Regions from separate parts of the Mus musculus genome. Here region 2 is linked to region 1. Evidence: chromatin loops called from intact Hi-C (ENCODE). Cell type or tissue: heart. All regions are shown on one strand.

What was found. A loop is a pair of places that touch in the nucleus more often than their neighbours do. Peaks named below come from ENCODE experiments on the same cell type or tissue, not always from the same donor. Only the 100,000 strongest peaks of a DNase experiment are listed, where the experiment ranks them.
Region 2: a loop joins it to region 1, with 5 times the contacts of the local background. A loop is called at or near these places in 4 of 42 quality-filtered maps.

What each region holds. Positions count from the first base shown.
Region 1 is chr2:166,783,172-166,791,171 of GRCm38, reverse strand. No RefSeq gene overlaps it. Among named protein-coding and RNA genes, the nearest start is that of Trp53rkb, 6.6 kb to the left of the region's middle. In heart, CTCF peaks have their summits at 4,413 and 6,583 (motif pointing right); a DNase peak (open chromatin) is centred at 4,361; H3K4me3 peaks cover 1,637 bases; H3K27ac peaks cover 1,148 bases; H3K27me3 peaks cover 823 bases.
Region 2 is chr2:165,990,126-165,998,125 of GRCm38, reverse strand. Ncoa3 (nuclear receptor coactivator 3) reads right to left here and starts at 5,489. Exons shown (of 23, transcript NM_008679.3): 1 at 5,368-5,489. LOC115489489 reads left to right here and starts at 4,345. Exons shown (of 2, transcript XM_030252296.1): 1 at 4,345-5,786. The coding sequence starts at 4,432. The coding sequence ends at 5,523. In heart, CTCF peaks have their summits at 675 (motif pointing left), 3,562 (motif pointing right) and 5,135; DNase peaks (open chromatin) are centred at 4,335, 4,865 and 5,515; H3K4me3 peaks cover 2,441 bases; H3K27ac peaks cover 1,615 bases.

The sequences.
Region 1 (8,000 bases):
TATAGACACATAGATGACTTCTTAATTCTTAATGATGATCCTGAAAGAATTCCTAAAATTATATCAGTGATTATTAACATCTTTTACAATAGGACTGCTATTAAGTTCTCTCTGATAATCAAAACTTCAATGAGAACTCTACCAGTCTTGAGTTAATTGCTTCTGAGATAGCAAACACTCATCTACAACTCAGAGCACATTCTAAGAGGTTGTAAAACAATTAACCAAAGGTCATAAAAAGGAAACTAATGATTTACTATAGGTGCAAGGACAGAAGATAAAATATTGACTGGAGCCGGGCAATGGTGGCACACACCTTTAATCCCAGCACTTGGGAGACAGAGGCAGGCGGATTTCTGAGTTCGAGGTCAGCCTGGTCTACAGAGTGAGTTCCAGGACAGCCAGGGCTACACAAAGAAACTCTGTCTCAAAAAAAAAATATATATATATATATATTGACTGGGTTTATCCATATGTAACTTACTAATTCACAAAAAATAACCTGCAGAGCTAGTGACAGATGATGAATGTTAATGGTCATGCATGTAAAATTTCTCTGTTGTAAACTTCTTATTCAATTTATGATTTGAATTTATGTGCAAACTTGTGATGAACTTTTTACCATGTGATCATGTATTCTGAAAAATGGATAAATGCTGAGGACAAAGAGAGACAGGATCCCCTTTTCCTTAGAGAAATGAAAATTTTTTTAGAGAGAAGAACCTTTTAGAAGGACTTTCTTAGAGAACTTTTATAGAAAACTTTTTAGAGAGAACTTAGAAATAAAGATTAAAATCACTTTTCAAAGTGTCCCCCTTCTCTTCCTGCAACTTCACCTAGCAAGCGGGAAGATAGAGCCTTGCAGTTCCTTAGTGATAGAACAAAGGCCAGTTTACTTAATCCCCTGCTGTTCTAGGATAAGGTTTCTGGCCTCAGGAACTCAGGCAGTCAGCTACAGCAGCAAAGTGACTTAGATTTAAGACAGATAAACATCTTATTATTAAACTGTAACCCAACCTTAAATATCTCACAAGACCAAGTCTTGCACCTGCTGATGGTCTTCCAGCTCTGCTACCTCAAGAGAGAATCAAGATAAAATAAGAATTGCCAACCTGGCCCCTGGCACATAAAATAAAAAACATACACAGTCACACAGAATCACAACACACACATAAACACAACACACACAATCACAAAACTTACAAACGAGAAACACACAAACACATGCATAAATACAACAAATGAAAACTACATACAAACACACAAATATGTAAACACAAATTAACACAAAACACAAGCACGCACAGAAACACAGAAATACATAGACACCAACACAGGCATACAGTAATATACTAACACAAAAATCAAACACACATATACACCATCATATACAGAAACACAAACAAAAAAGCATTCATACAATCACAGACACAAAAATACATACAGGCAGACACACACAAACAGACAAAGGCTCCACAAAAATATTCACAAACACATAGAAAACATAGAACATTCAAATTCAAAACACACACTCACAAACAACACAAACACACAGAGAAAGCACACAAGCACATTCATCATACACATTAACACATACACAAATACACAAGACAGCCGGGCAGTGGTGGCGCACGCCTTTAATCCCAGAACTTGGGAGGTAGAGGCAGGTGGATTTTAAGTTCGAGGACAGCCTGGTCTACAGAGTGAGTTCCAGGACAGCCAGAGCTATACAGAGAAGCCCTGTCTCAAAAAAACAAACCAAAAAAAAAAAAAAAAAAAAAAAAAAAAAACCCAAATACACAAGACAGTCATATACTCATAAACACAAACATAGATATTCCCAAGAATACATAGAAATATATACAAACACAAAATACAAGGTCCAACACACATAAATTCCCATGCAAAGAAACACATACACACAGAACACACAGATATATTTATATACAAGAACATATACTTGGCAAGTGGAAGCTCTCCAGCTCTCCTTGTTGTAAACTTGGTTTAATGCTTGCATTATTGGTTCCCAAAATTGCATGAGAATATTCCATGTAAGGTGCTAAGTGCCTCTGCCCCAACTCGGCTTTGGTTGGCAAATAAATTTACTGGTGGTCAATAGCTGGGCAGGGAGACAGAGGCGGGACTTCAGGATTAGAGGACAAGGGCACCTAGGAAGAAGGAGAATCACCATTGTCAGGAGAGAAAGAAGATCCAGGCTTGAGAGCTGCAGAAGGGAAAGCATACAATCATGTCAGAGCTGGAGGAGAGGGACCCCAGCACCCACCACCCCCAACTGGCCCTAAGGTAGCAAAGGTGGAATATAGATTTTAATAAGTAATAACTCAGGAGTTTTGGAGGGGAGGTGTTAGCAGTGTAGAAATTGGGGAGTGGCCTAACCATTAAGCTGATTGAGATGTTAAATATAAGGCTTTCTCTCTCTCTCTCTCTCTCTGTGTGTGTGTGTGTGTGTGTGTGTGTGTGTGTCTGTCTGTCTGTCTGTCTGTCTTTCTTTCGTTTGAGAATCCAAAGCATTGGGGCCGGTAGCGAGGAATGTGCGCAGCTGCCGCTGCCAGGGAGAGAGCCCATGTTAATCAACTACAGCTACAGTCCCCAGTTCAAGTAAATTGTGTAAATTAAACTCAAAGGTGCCTCCTACTTATAGCTGGTATTCCATGAACAGCACAAAAAAAATGGGGTGAGTGTGAAAATTCGTCCACTCTGATCAGTTTAGCAGAGGCTTGCTCATGCCCCTGGTGGAAGGAGGAGTTTTGAAATACACCTTAATTCTTTTTTTTTTTTTTTTTTTTTTTTTTTTTTGGTTTTTTCGAGACAGGGTTTCTCTGTGTAGCCCTTGCTGTCCTGGAGCTCACTTTGTAGACCAGGCTGGCCTCGAATTCAGAAATCCGCCTGCCTCTGCCTCCCGAGTGCTGGGATTAAAGGCGTGCACCACCACGCCGGGCATACACCTTAATTCTTTAACTTTTGACTCCACCTGTCCTGCTGGAATATTTGTCTGATACTTAGGTCCAAACTGATTGCCAAGAGACTGCTCTTTAGATGATTTGGCTTTTTCACACAAATGTGTTTTGAAATTATATTTTGACCCAGGTGTGGTGATACATGCCTTTATTATCAGCACTTTAATATCAGAGGCAGGTGGATAATCTGTGAGTTTCAAGGCCAGCTTGATCTATAGAGGGAGTTCCAGGATAGCCAGGGCTACACAAAGAGACTCTGTCTCTAAAAACAAACAAACAAAAATTAAGGTATATTTTATTTATATGTGTGTTTGGCAAATGTATAATTGTGTACCTCATGGGTGCCTGGTGCCAGTGAAGGTCAAATAAAGAAACAGTTATGAGTTCCCTGGTAGCAGAACTGGAGCTATGGACCACTGTGAGCCAACATATGGGCACTGGGAATCAAACCCTGGACCTCTGGAAGAATAACAAGTGCTCTTAACCACGGAGCCATCTCTCCATCACCTTCCATCTTGCTTTTTTGAGATAGGCTTTCTCACTGAACTTCAGTGAGCCCCAGGGATCATGTCATCTCTGCTTACTCCTAACCCCAAGGGCGCCTCCGTGACTGTTGGAGATCTGGACTCACTGAACCATGTCCCCAGCCCCCTTGCAGCAGCTTTTGCCTCTCTCTCTCTCTCTCTCTCTCTCTCTCTCTCTCTCTCTCTCTCTCTCTCTCTCTCTTACTCCCTCCCTCCTTCCCTCTCTCTCCCCCACTGGATTTGGCCCTATAAAGTTGTCAGATTCTTCTAGATTTAGGTTCCGATGCTACCATTCAGCTCTTCAGGTTTGACAGTCGGGAAAGGTAGTCACTGAGATTTCCCCAAATTCTCCCTATATCATGTTGCTCCTGTCGGGTTCTCTTCTTTTGTAATAGCTGAGACACTTTTTTGGGGGGGGGGGTGGCGGAGGCAAGAACACTACCTAGTGTTCTTCTGCTTTTCATCATGTCAGGAGACATGGGGTGACAGTTTGTGCCACTTCTGGCGGCACCAGTTTCCCCCACTGTATCGCAAGCTGTTCTCTGATGTAAACCGTGATACTTGGGGTCTGAATGCCTTGTGACCCAATGCCCTTTCAAACCAGTGACTTAGGGCTCCTGACCTCGGGCCTCAGTTTGCTCGTCTAAAAAGTATTGACGCTGCCGCCTCAGCTACTAGTCTTGAGAAACGGTGTTTGGCCCACAATGAACACGCCATAGATGTCAGGACTCCAGGATGGAGACAAGCATGGGGGGAAAACTATGCTCTCTTTAGCTCCGGGGAGGAGAAAGCCTCTTAGGCAGTGTGACCACGCCCCTGTCGCACGCACGGCCTCCTGGGACCCGTAGTGCTGGGCGTGGCCTTGGAACTACAAATCCCAGCGATCCCCCGCGTCGCCACTCAGCTCCTCAGAGCACTGGTGGCCCACCAAGATGCCCGGGCTTAGTCGGTGTCGGTATCCCGGACCGAGTCCGGGTCGATAGCCCGGAGGGAGCAGCTAGTTTCCTCTTGGGAGCCGCGCTGAGGAAGGTTTCGCGACCAGCAGGAACAGGAGGATGCAGGGGTTTGAGATCTGTGTGGGGTGGATGTGGGTTCTCCAGTGTGTACAGGCTTGATGTTGAGAGAGAGGTCTGTCCTCTGCGAGTGGATGCTGTGTCTGTGGTCTGTGCCAAGTGAATATGGAATGTGTGAAGTGGATGCAGGGTCTGTGGCGAGTGTTGGGTGAGTGCGCGGTGGATGCGGCGTATGGGGCGGAGGCGATGTGTGTGGTATGGAGACTTTGCGGAGGAAGAGTTTGAGGCAGGTGCGGGGTGGAAGCGAATCTGCATTTCTGTATGGAATGAGTGCAGGGTAGATTCGGGGTCTGCCCTGCATGCGTGGTGGGTACAGTTTCTGCCGTCAGGTATCACCTCTCACCGTGGTCTCTTTCATTCCCCAATCGTCAGTCTTGCTTCATTCGTTGATTCTATTTACAAGAGTTTTAAATGAATCGAGTCCGCACAGCCTGTGAGAGAAGCACAGGCCAGTGCTACTTCCTAGGCAGCTTGGTGGTAACTTTCTCTTTTGTCCTTTGGGTGAGAAAACTGATCGGAACAGCACCCTAACGACCATACCTGTTCTGTGCCAGGGCATGCTAACCACTCTGATAACTAATCAAGGAGTAAAAGACATCGGTGGTCATGGAAAAGAAGTTATCAGAAATTGGTGAGATGGCTAAGCAGGTAAAGGCGATTGCACCAAGCCTGGTCACCTGAGTTCCATCCCTGAGACTCAGATGGTGGAAGGAGGAGAAATGATAGATGCAAGTTGTCCCTAAGTGTCACCTCCCTGAGTAGATAAGTAAACGTAATTTAAAATATTTTAAAGTGCAAGACAGGGGCTGGAGAGATAGCTCAGTGGTTGAGAGCACATTCTGTTCTTCCAGAGGACCCGAGTTTCTAGCATCCACGTTGTGCCACTCACAATGGCTTGCAAACTCAGGTCCACAGGATTTGCTGCCTCAAATCTCCACAGCGCCTGCACTCATATGCACATACCTACACATAATACATACTTTAAAATAACAAAAATATGTCCTTTTTTTTTTAAATCACAAAGTCTCTGAAATGTTCTTTTTAAAAAAGAGTTCAGGTTTACTACACGGGAAGATTGAAGTCAGCTGGTGCTGGAGACCCTGTCAGCAAGCTGAGGTCCATCAATGGTCTTTGCTTCCTGACTGTGGTACTGTGATCAACCAGCTCAGCGCCCATTCCAGCTCTCATAGGCAGAGCTGATCTTTTTTTTCCCCTCTCCCTCTTGCTCCGGCCCGCCCGCCCGGCTTGCTCTGCACCACCCCACACCACCCCACCCCCGCCCTCATTCTGGCTTGCTCACTGGCAGAGCTGATCTCTCCCCCCCCCGCCCCCCTTTAACCCCCCTCCTCCGGCCAGCTTGCTCTGCACCCCCCCATGTCCCCTCGCTCCAGCCTGCTCTCTGGCAGAGCTGATCTTCCCTTCACCCTTGCTCCAGCCCGACTCGCCCGCCCCCGCCTCCCAGGCCCCCTTGCCCCCGCCTGCTCACTGGCAGGGCTGATCTTGCTGCCATGCTTTGCTCACTGGTGGGGTGCACACTTAAAATAAGCCTCGGGCGGCTTTCACACAGCAATGAAAACTATTGATACAAATTTGTGTTTTTTATTCTCCCCTCCCTTTTTGTTTTATTACTGTTCTTTCTACTTACCTTTACGCATGTATGTCTGTCTGTCTGTGTGTGTGTGTGTGTGTGTGTGTGTGTGTGTGTGTGTGTGTGTCAAGTGCCTGTGGAGGACAGAGATGCCAGATCCTCCTGGGACTGGGAGATGCCCGACAAGAGTGTGGGGAACAGAACTTAGGTCTTCTGGAAGAGCAGTATGCACTCTTAACTCTGGAGCCAGCTCTCTGGCCTCCACTTTCCTCCTTCCTGTATGTATCTGTCCTAAACTGAGTAAGAATTTCAGATAAATGACAACTACATTTGGTTAATACTAGTATGTGTTATGGTTTAGAAATACAATGTCGTCGTCGTCCCCCCCACAGACTCATGTGTTCTAACACTTAGTCTCCAGTTGGTGGCGCTGTCCTGAGAGGTTGTGGCACTCCTAGAACTGTGGCCTAGCTAATGGAAGTCAGTGTAGTACAGCCAAGCTCTGCTTCCCAATGCTCAAGGATCAGACTGGCCGCTCCCACCGTGCTGCTCTGCTGCTACACCCAACTGGGTGCTTCCCCACCATGGCAGACTGTATCCCTGAAACCATGTGCCAAAATAAATCTTTCCTCCCTTTAGATCCGCTCAGTGATTTGGTCACAGCCACAAAAAAACAACTAACACACTGCCCATGCAGTGATGGATATGTAGTTATCTAGAAATGGTTTGCTGTTTCCTGAAATTAAAATACAGCTAGCACTGTTCCCAGGCCCCTCTGTCCTGCAGCCACACTGCAGCTGAAAGACTCCGAGAGGAGCCCCTTGCTCAGGCCTCAGGACAATAGCGAACACCCAAGAACTCACGATAAAAAGCTTGATGTAAACCACATGAGGCTTTATTCGGGGAAAGCCAGAGCTCTGGGGCGACTCATATCCCACGCAGGGGTAGAGGAGTCGACCTCGAGGGGAAAGAGGTCCCAGTTTTTATAGGCCCTCAGGAGAGAAAGGGGGGGGGAGGAGGGGATTTCCAGATCTAAACAATGTCTATTCTCAAGAAATGGGTATGGGAGGGGTACAAGGAAAGAGTCTGGTGCAGGTGTAGCAACTCAGGATTGGCCGGGCTGTGGTTGCTGGGGAGATTTTCTGACTCTTCCCCAGCAACCAATATCACAAACACTTGGCAATGGGCTTCATCAGTGGGCACACACATGGGTTCAAGGAACGGTCAAAACATTGGCAGACACACAGGTTCAAGAAGTGGCCAGAGCATTGTGCACCTCTATTTTTCTAAACCAGTGAAGCTAGTTCTGCTAACAGTGACATCTATCTTGCCAATTTCAGGGCTTCTGTGACCTTTTACATTCTGTCAGGATCTTTCACAGCCATGAGTCCTAGCACTGAAACACAAGTTATTGTCACAGCACAGGCACCCAGGTCTCTGGGGTTCTGGAAAACCAAGCAGGGGCTGGAGAGATGGATCAGTGGGTAAGAGCACTGACTGCTTTTCAGAAGGCCCCGAGTTCAAATCCCAGAAAACACATGGTGGCTCACCGCCCCCCCCTTCCCATAATGATGCCTGACGTCCTCTTCTGACATGTCTGAAGACAGCTTTAGTGTACTTTTTTTTTATAAAGATTTCTTTCTCTCTCTTTCTTTCTCTTCCTTTCTTTCTTTCTTTCTTTCTTTCTTTCTTTCTTTCTTTCTTTCTTTCTTTCTTTCTTTCTTTCTTTCATTATATGTGAGTACACTGTAGCTGTCTTCAGACACCCCAGAAGAGGGCATCTTTCTTTCTTTCTTTCTTTCTTTCTTTCTTTCTTTCTTTCTTTCTTTCTTTCTTT
Region 2 (8,000 bases), 790 kb after region 1:
GTCCATGCCAGCCTGGTCTACACAGTGAGTTACAGGCCAGCCAGGAATACAGTAAGATCTGTTCTCAGGGAGAAAAAAAAAAAAATGCAAATAAAAACATGGATCATGCCCGGCGTGGTGGCACACGCCTTTAATTCCAGCACTTGGGAGGCAGAGGCAGGGGGATCTGATTTCAAGGCCAGCCTGGTCTACCTTGCAAGGTTGATGAAATCGGGGGGTACATAGAGAAAAGAAACCCTGTTTTAAGCCCCAGCCACTCCCCCCCAAAAAAGAAAAAAAAAGGTTCAAGACCAGCCTGACCTACAGGAGTTCCAGGCCAACCAGGAACTGTTTTTTGAGACACAAAAAAAAAAAAAAAACCACAAAAACAATTTTTAAAAAGGAACTTGGGCCAGGCGGTGGTAGAGCACGCCTTTAATCCCAGCACTTGGGGGGCAGAAGCAAGCAGATTTCTGAGTTCCAGGCCAGCCTGGTCTACAAAGTGAGTTCAAGGACAGCCAGGGCTACACAGAGAAACCCTGTCTCAAAAACAAAAACAAACAAACAAACAAAAAGAATGCATTCATGGGGCTAGAGAGATGGCACATCGGTTAAGAGCATGGCTGCTCTTCCAGGTCCTGAGTTCCAGTCCCAGCACCCACACGGCAGCTCACGGCCATCTATAAAGGGAACTGACGCCCTCTTCTGGCATGCAAGTGTACATGTAGCAGAGCACTCATACATAAAATAAATTAAAAAAAAAAAAAAAAAAAACAAATATTCTTTTTAAAGGGCATTAGTGGGGGCTGGAGACATGGCTCAGTGGTGAAGAGCACTGACTGCTCCTCCAGAGGTCCCGAATTCAATTCCCAGCAACCACATGGTGGCTCACAACTATCTGTAATGGGATCTGAAGCCTTCTTCTGGTGTGTGAAGACAGCTACAGTGTACTCACATACATAAAATAAATAAATAAATATTTTAAAAAAAAAAAGGCGTTAGTGCTAGACCACACACACAAAATAGGGGAAGGACCTGCAGAACCAAGTTGGAAGCTACTCTGGTCTATATCATAAGGGAAAAAAAAAGATAATGAAGGCCTTAATGGGCTGGAGATTCAGTTCAGTTACAAAACACTTGCCAAGCATGCATGAGGCCTTACCTTGGGGCTCAATCCCAGCACCCAAGAAGAAAATAAGATGTTGTAAGTAATCACTTCAAACAAGTATTTTCTTCACACACTGCCCAGAGAGAGGATCCCGGGCCTCAGAGTGCACTCCCTCCTTAATAAATGAGTTCATATTTACTAAGAGGGTGGAGGTGCCCTACAGAATTTTTATACCAGGGAAAATGCATCCTAAAGTCACTTTCGAAGCATAATGAAATTAGCTAGGGGTGTGAATCAGCACACATTTAAAAAAAATAGCTCAGGGGATAAGAGCACTGGCTGCTCTTGCAGGGGATTCGGGAATCCAAGCAACCACATGATAGCTCACAACTGTCCATAACTCGAGTCCCAGGGGATTGAAAGCCTCCTCAGGCACGAAGCACACATATGCGCAGACATGTATGCAGGCAAACACTTATACACATAAAATATAAATTAAAAATTTTTGTTAAAGTCAGAAAATATTTAATATAATCCCTGATAACCTAGCATTACTATCATGCTGGGGTTTTTTCTAAGATTATTTCCTAATGTATGTGTGCCTACATGAGTTCTATGTCCTCCACATATACGCAAGAGACTGTGGAAGCCAGAAGAGAGCATGAACTGAGACAGCCAGAACTGAAGTTACAGATGGGTGAGCAGCCTCGTGGGTGCTGGCAAGGGAACCAAAGTCCTCCTGAAAACCAGTAAGGTCTCGTAACCACTCAGTAACTGTAATGAACTGTTAGTATTTTTTAAATATTACTTATTTTTATTTTATGTATATGACTGTTCACTATATGTATGTATGTGCAGCGTGTACAGAAGCCTGGGGAAGACATAAGGGCACTGGATGCCACAGAGCTTATTAAGTTTGAATAGGTTGTGACCATGTGGGGACTAAGAACCAAACCTGGGTCCTATGAGAAGCTGCATGGGCTCTTACCCCCGGGGCCATCTCTCCAACTCCTCTGGAGTAATTTTTAAAATCATTCTAGCAAAACAAAGTGGAACAAGCCTTCATTCTCACTTGAGAAACTGAAACAGGAGGCTGAGTTCAATTGAGGCCAACCTAGCTGCTAAACTAATTAACTTCATGATTCAGAGGCTTACAAAAGGTAATAAATAATCCTGAGGTGTCATAAGTCTCTAATCCCAGCATCTGAAGGGCGAGGCAGGAAGATCACGAGTTCAAGACCAACCAGAAATATAAGCTCCGGGTTCCACACGGGCCTGAGCATCTCAAAACACCAAAGACGGGATGGAGAGATGCCGGGTTCCACACGGGCCTGAGCATCTCAAAACACCAAAGACGGGATGGAGAGATGGTGGCGTAGTGGTTTAAAGCACTTGCTACACTTTCAGAGGACCAGGGTTCGAATATCAGCATGTACATGGCAGCTCACTATTTGTAACTGAATTCCAAGGAATCTAACATTCTCTCCTGGCCTCCACAGACACAAGGCACAGGCAAGATGCGGTGTACCAACCAACATACACACAGGCAAAACACACATACATGTAAATTTGGGGAACTGGCTATATAGTTCAGTGGTTAGGAGCACTGGCTGTGCCTACAGAGCACCTCGGTTTGATTCCCAACACCCTCATGATGGCTTTTGTTTGTTTTGCTTTTATTTTTTTTGAAACAGGGTTTCTCTGTATAGCACTGGCTATCATTCTGTAGACCAGGCCGGCTTCAGAGATACATCTATTTCTGCCACCAGAATCCTGAGATTAAAGGCATACAACATTATGTATGCCCTACTCACAAAGCATCCTTAAATTCAGTTCCAGGGATCTGACAGAAGGGATTCTCTTCTGACCTTTTAAGCAATAAGGATGCACATGATGCTCAGACATACATATAGACAAAATACTCACACACATAAAAATAAAATAATCTTTAAAAAAGACAATCTTGATTATATGCTGAAGTTTGTGTTTTGAAGTCCTCTTTAAAGGGTGTTTTCTGATGAAAATGTCCTCCGTAACTGCTTACAATTAGAGCTGCCCCTTTTGCCTACAATCCCCAGCTATAAAATGTACTTCCTTCTATATGCTGAAAGCTAGCATGTGCCTTTTTGTTTTTTAATGCTGATTGGACAATTAAGTCTTTTCTATCAACATATAAAATACTCTATAATTTGGGATCACAGGCAGTTTAGATTACTGCTCATTTAAATTCAGAACCTGAAGCTACCTCCAGCAACACAGGAGCTACAGTGGTCGGTATCACTTTACATGTTACAAACAGAGGCTTCATCTTACAATGAAGCCTCAGGGTTCTACATCCCACAGACTATTATTTCTTTAAGGGTTTTAATACAGCAAACAGCAGTAGCACTAAATTCAACAGCCTAACAACTATTGAGATTTTTTAAATTCATGTCAATCAGTGCACTAGGTGGATGCCTGATGTCCACAGAGGCCAGAAGAGGGCGACCGATCCCCTGGAACTGGAGCCATAGATGGTTGCTGGATGCTGCGGGTCAATACCAGGTCCTCTAGTAGAGCAGTAACCAATGTTCTTAAAGCTCTGAGCCATCTCTCCAGCTCCTGCAAGTTTAAAATAGCAAAAAAAGAAAACACTACCCCTCCCCAGCCCCCGTTCCTGCTCTCAGTATATACCAGCTGGGGTTTGTTTCTAATGAAAATACTTTAGTCTTTAGTTCCAAAGCCAAACTTACTGCAAGAAATGCTAACAGTCATTGCCACAGACAGGGTTTCTAGTGGAAGAGATTCCTTTTTCAGTATTTTCAGACCTTTTCAGTTGGGTATCCGATGTGGAAAAAACCTATTCTGAATACTTGATAACCATTTAAGGTTTTAAAAGAACAAACGGCTCACAAACTCAGAGGTTTGCACTGCCCTGTTAGTCCACAGCCGTATCTGCTGAAGATCTGAATGCATGCACCCTTAGCTCCAGCAACTCATTTCTGCAACAACCTGCAGGAACAAATGCTGAGGCTTTGGCGCAGCAGAGATCTGTCAACCAAGCCGAGGGTCCCCGACATTTAAATCTCAGTCCAGAAACCCTGATACAGGACCTCTCATCTTATTCGTCCACCTAGCCCTTCAGCAGACAGGGGACTGACTCGCCTTCCTGGTTTTTAACCTCACAAGCTTAATTACAAAAACAAGTTGGCTTTGAAGCGCTACTCAGAAACTGCAACCAAAAAAAAAAAAAAAGGAAGTCTTCGCATTTGGGAGGGGGAAAAAGTTTCTCGACTTAAAGACACTTTCCAACCTTCCAGTGTCATACAGTGTGGAGTCCTAGGCTCCTGCTCCGCGGGCCTACGATGCTCTGGCCTCTCCGAGCTGCTCTCCTGCTTAACTTTTCCACCCTAGCCACCCTCAAGCTGCCTAGGGAAGTAGCACTGCCTCCCACTTCATTTAAACTACTGCAAACAGAATCAATGAACGAACCTAGACTGGGAATTTCAGAAGATGAAAGCGACCTCGATGATAGCCGACACAAGACGGCAGAGCCCCTATCCACGCCGCACAGAGAGGGAGAGACCCCACACTCATCCCATACAGACGGCCGACCCTGCATCCACGCTACACACACCTCGGACTCCTCATCCGCCAAGCATCCACCCTGGAGACATCGCGGACCCCGCATCCACCCGGTCCTCGCCCCGCACAGACCGCAGACCTTGCACTCACCCCTCGCACCTCCACTCACCCGGCACACACCAGCACACACCTCGCACACCGCACTCAGCTCCCTCGCCCAGCATCCACCCTGCAGACCCCCACACGCAGCCTGCATCCACCCCACACACCTGGCGGACTCCGGGGCCACCCAACACACCTGGCACAACCCGCAGACCCCCACATCCATGCCACACACCCCGCACACGCCACAGACCCCACTCTCACCCCGCACACACCCCGCGGGCACCGCACACTCCGTGTCCGCCGCGCCCGCTCGCAGCGGAGCCGCAGCTTCGGCCGGAGGAGCCGCCCGTGTCCGCTCCGCCGGGCGGCGCCGGCGGGAAGAGGAGACTCGGCTGAGCTTCTCCGACCCGAGATTCGGCGGGGGGAGCCCCAGCGGCAAGCAGAGGCCGCGGCCGCGAACTCCTCGCGACCCTGCACGGGCCCCGGAGCCCAGCGCCGCCCGCGCGATCCCTGTCGCCTGCGCCGCGCGTTACTGGCGACCCCAGGACCCCCGCCTCAGGCCATGCCGCCGGCCTCGCCCGCCGCTCGCCACTGCCTTTCTCTCCACTCACCGCTCGCCGCCATCTTCCCCAACGCTGTTCTCGATCGGAAACTCACAGCTCAGCCCCGGCCGCCGACACCGACTCCGCCGAGGCCGCCGCCGGCGCTCTGAGGAGCTGAGGCAGCCGCCGCTGAAGCCGCGGCGCGGGGGCCGCCGGGATTTGTAGTCCCGCGGCCACGCCCAGCACTACGGGTCCCAGGGGGCCGTGCGCGAGGCAGGGGGCGTGGCCGCGAGGCCTGGGTTCCCCTCAGCTCACCCAGCCGCTGGAGGTGAAGAGGACGTTCTGGGTTCGTTTTCCCGTTTGCCTGTCTCCATCCTGGAATTCCTGACTTCAATGGAGTGTTCATTGTGCGCCAAGCACCGTCCCACAAGACCAGTAGCTGAGGGGGCGTTGTCCTTACTTTTCAGAGGAGCAAACTGAGGCCCGAGGTCAGGAGCCCTGCTAAGTCACTGACTTGAAAAGGTTTCGGGCCTTGCGGTGATGGCACACGCCTTTAATCCCAGCACTCAGGAGGCAGAGGCAGGCGGATTTCTGAGTTCGAGGCCAGCCTGATCTACAAAGTGAGTTCCAGGACAGCCAGGGCTATACAGAAACCCTGTCTCGAAGGAAAAAAAAAGGTTTTGGCTCACAAGGTGTTGGTCCTCAGGTTTGGTCTCTGCGTATTGTGATTTAAACCAGAGAACAGCTTGCTTTACAGTGGGAATTACTGAGAGACAGCACCTTAACCAAGAACATCTTAAACTCGGTGCCACCAAAGGTGACTCAAACTGTCACGCCATGTCCCCGATAGGATGCAGTGCAGAAAGCAGAAAACTACCAAGTTAAGTGACCTGAATCTAACGGAATAGGAAAATAAATAAATAAATAATTTTTTAAAAAATTAAAGCGCAGAATGTGCAGCATTCTACAGAACCAGCCTCTCCTCCAAGAAAACCGATGGTAGCAAGTGAAGGCAATCCCAGTGACCCCATGGCTCCGGGGCAGAAACAGAAGAAACAAAAACTCAAAGTCCTCCTTCAAAGCAGGGATTTAAAGCCAAGTTGGGGATGGGGGTGAGGGGAGTCTGACCAAAATAAATAAGGCCAAAGTTAAATTCAATAAATGTAGGCCAGGCTAGACTCCAGTTTAGAAACCTGGCTGCCTCTGCCTCCCTAGTGCTGGATTAAAGGCATGCACTAGCAACCCCGGTTTATGGATAGTTCTTAGGTAAAAAGAACTTGTAAAGGAATTTGGAGTTAATGGGAAAAAATAGAGGACGTCTTGGGACACAACTGTATAAAATGTCTTCAGTGTGAATAAGACTAACCCTATCCTGAGGTTCTGCTGTCACCTCAAGGATTTCCCACCTGCACTACTTTACTGTTCTGCAAGTGTCCACTGTTTACCCTTGGAGTTATTCCCACAGCAGCCAAGTCCCAAACCTGGTGTGGTGGTGCACACCCTTAATCCCTGTACTCAGAAGGCAGAGGCAAGTGGATCTCTGAGTTCCAGGCCATCCAGGGCTACATAGAGAAATCTAATCTTAAAACTAAAAATAGTAATAATAATTCTAAATGTAACAAAAGTACATTAAAATAAATAATTACTGATTCAAGCACAGTACTGTACTAAAATTTTATCCATATTCAGACATATACATAATCTTTATATATGTATATGTTGAGAGCATAACAGATATGAACAGTAAAAAAATAATTCAATTGTTTCAGTAAAAGATCCAAAAAGAAGGCAGACATGCCGCTGCTTTGGGTGGGGTAAGCAGGTGACCCTGCAACAGCATCTGGCCGGTGCTAGAGCCAAAATTTAAAGTAGCTGATTGACTTGCTCAGGTAGATAATCAGCGAAGATGCTGCCTTCATCCTTCATCCTTCCCTGTTTGCCCAGACCACTCCTCCATGAAGGGATTGACTTGTGTCCCTTCTTCGAATTAGGCTTGGTTCTAAGACTGTTGCCCCAAGGAAACACAAGTCACAGGCCTAGAGCTTGAGAATGCTGCCAGCTCCTACTTCCTCCTTCCTGGCCCCAACTCTAGCTCTATGAGAATCCAGAGGGAAAGGAAGCACCAGTTGACAGAGGCTGAGGTCCCAGGCAAGACCCAACAGCAGCTGCCAGCCCTGCACACAGCCTTCTTGTACGTCCCTGTCCTTTGAGGGCCCCAGTGCTTACATCACCAACAAGATTAGCACCAGAGCTAGGCCTGGTAGGACACACCTGTAATCCTTCCATTTAGGAGGTAAAAGGACAAAGGTTATCCTCCACTATGTCTGAAATCCCAGGCCAGCCTACACATGGTATCCTGCAATCCCAGGACTCAGGAGGCTGAGGCAACAGGATTGTCAAGAGGACGGGGCCAGGCATGCAGGGCCACCCAATAAGAGCCTACTGGAAGGAAGAAAGATGGAGGGAGAAAGGGAGGAAGAGAGAAAAACTAGTTCAAATTCCAAAAAGGAATGTATTCTACTGGCCACATTCCATGTTGTAGATGTAAAGAACAGACCACCAGGGTGACTTTTAAAAACCTAAGGAATACAACTTGTCGATCACTTGACTGAGATGAAATATAAAACCATCACAGAAGGCCAGCACATGGGTCAGCAGATATAGTCCCTTGCCATCAGGCCTGAAGAGTGAGGTCTCAGAAC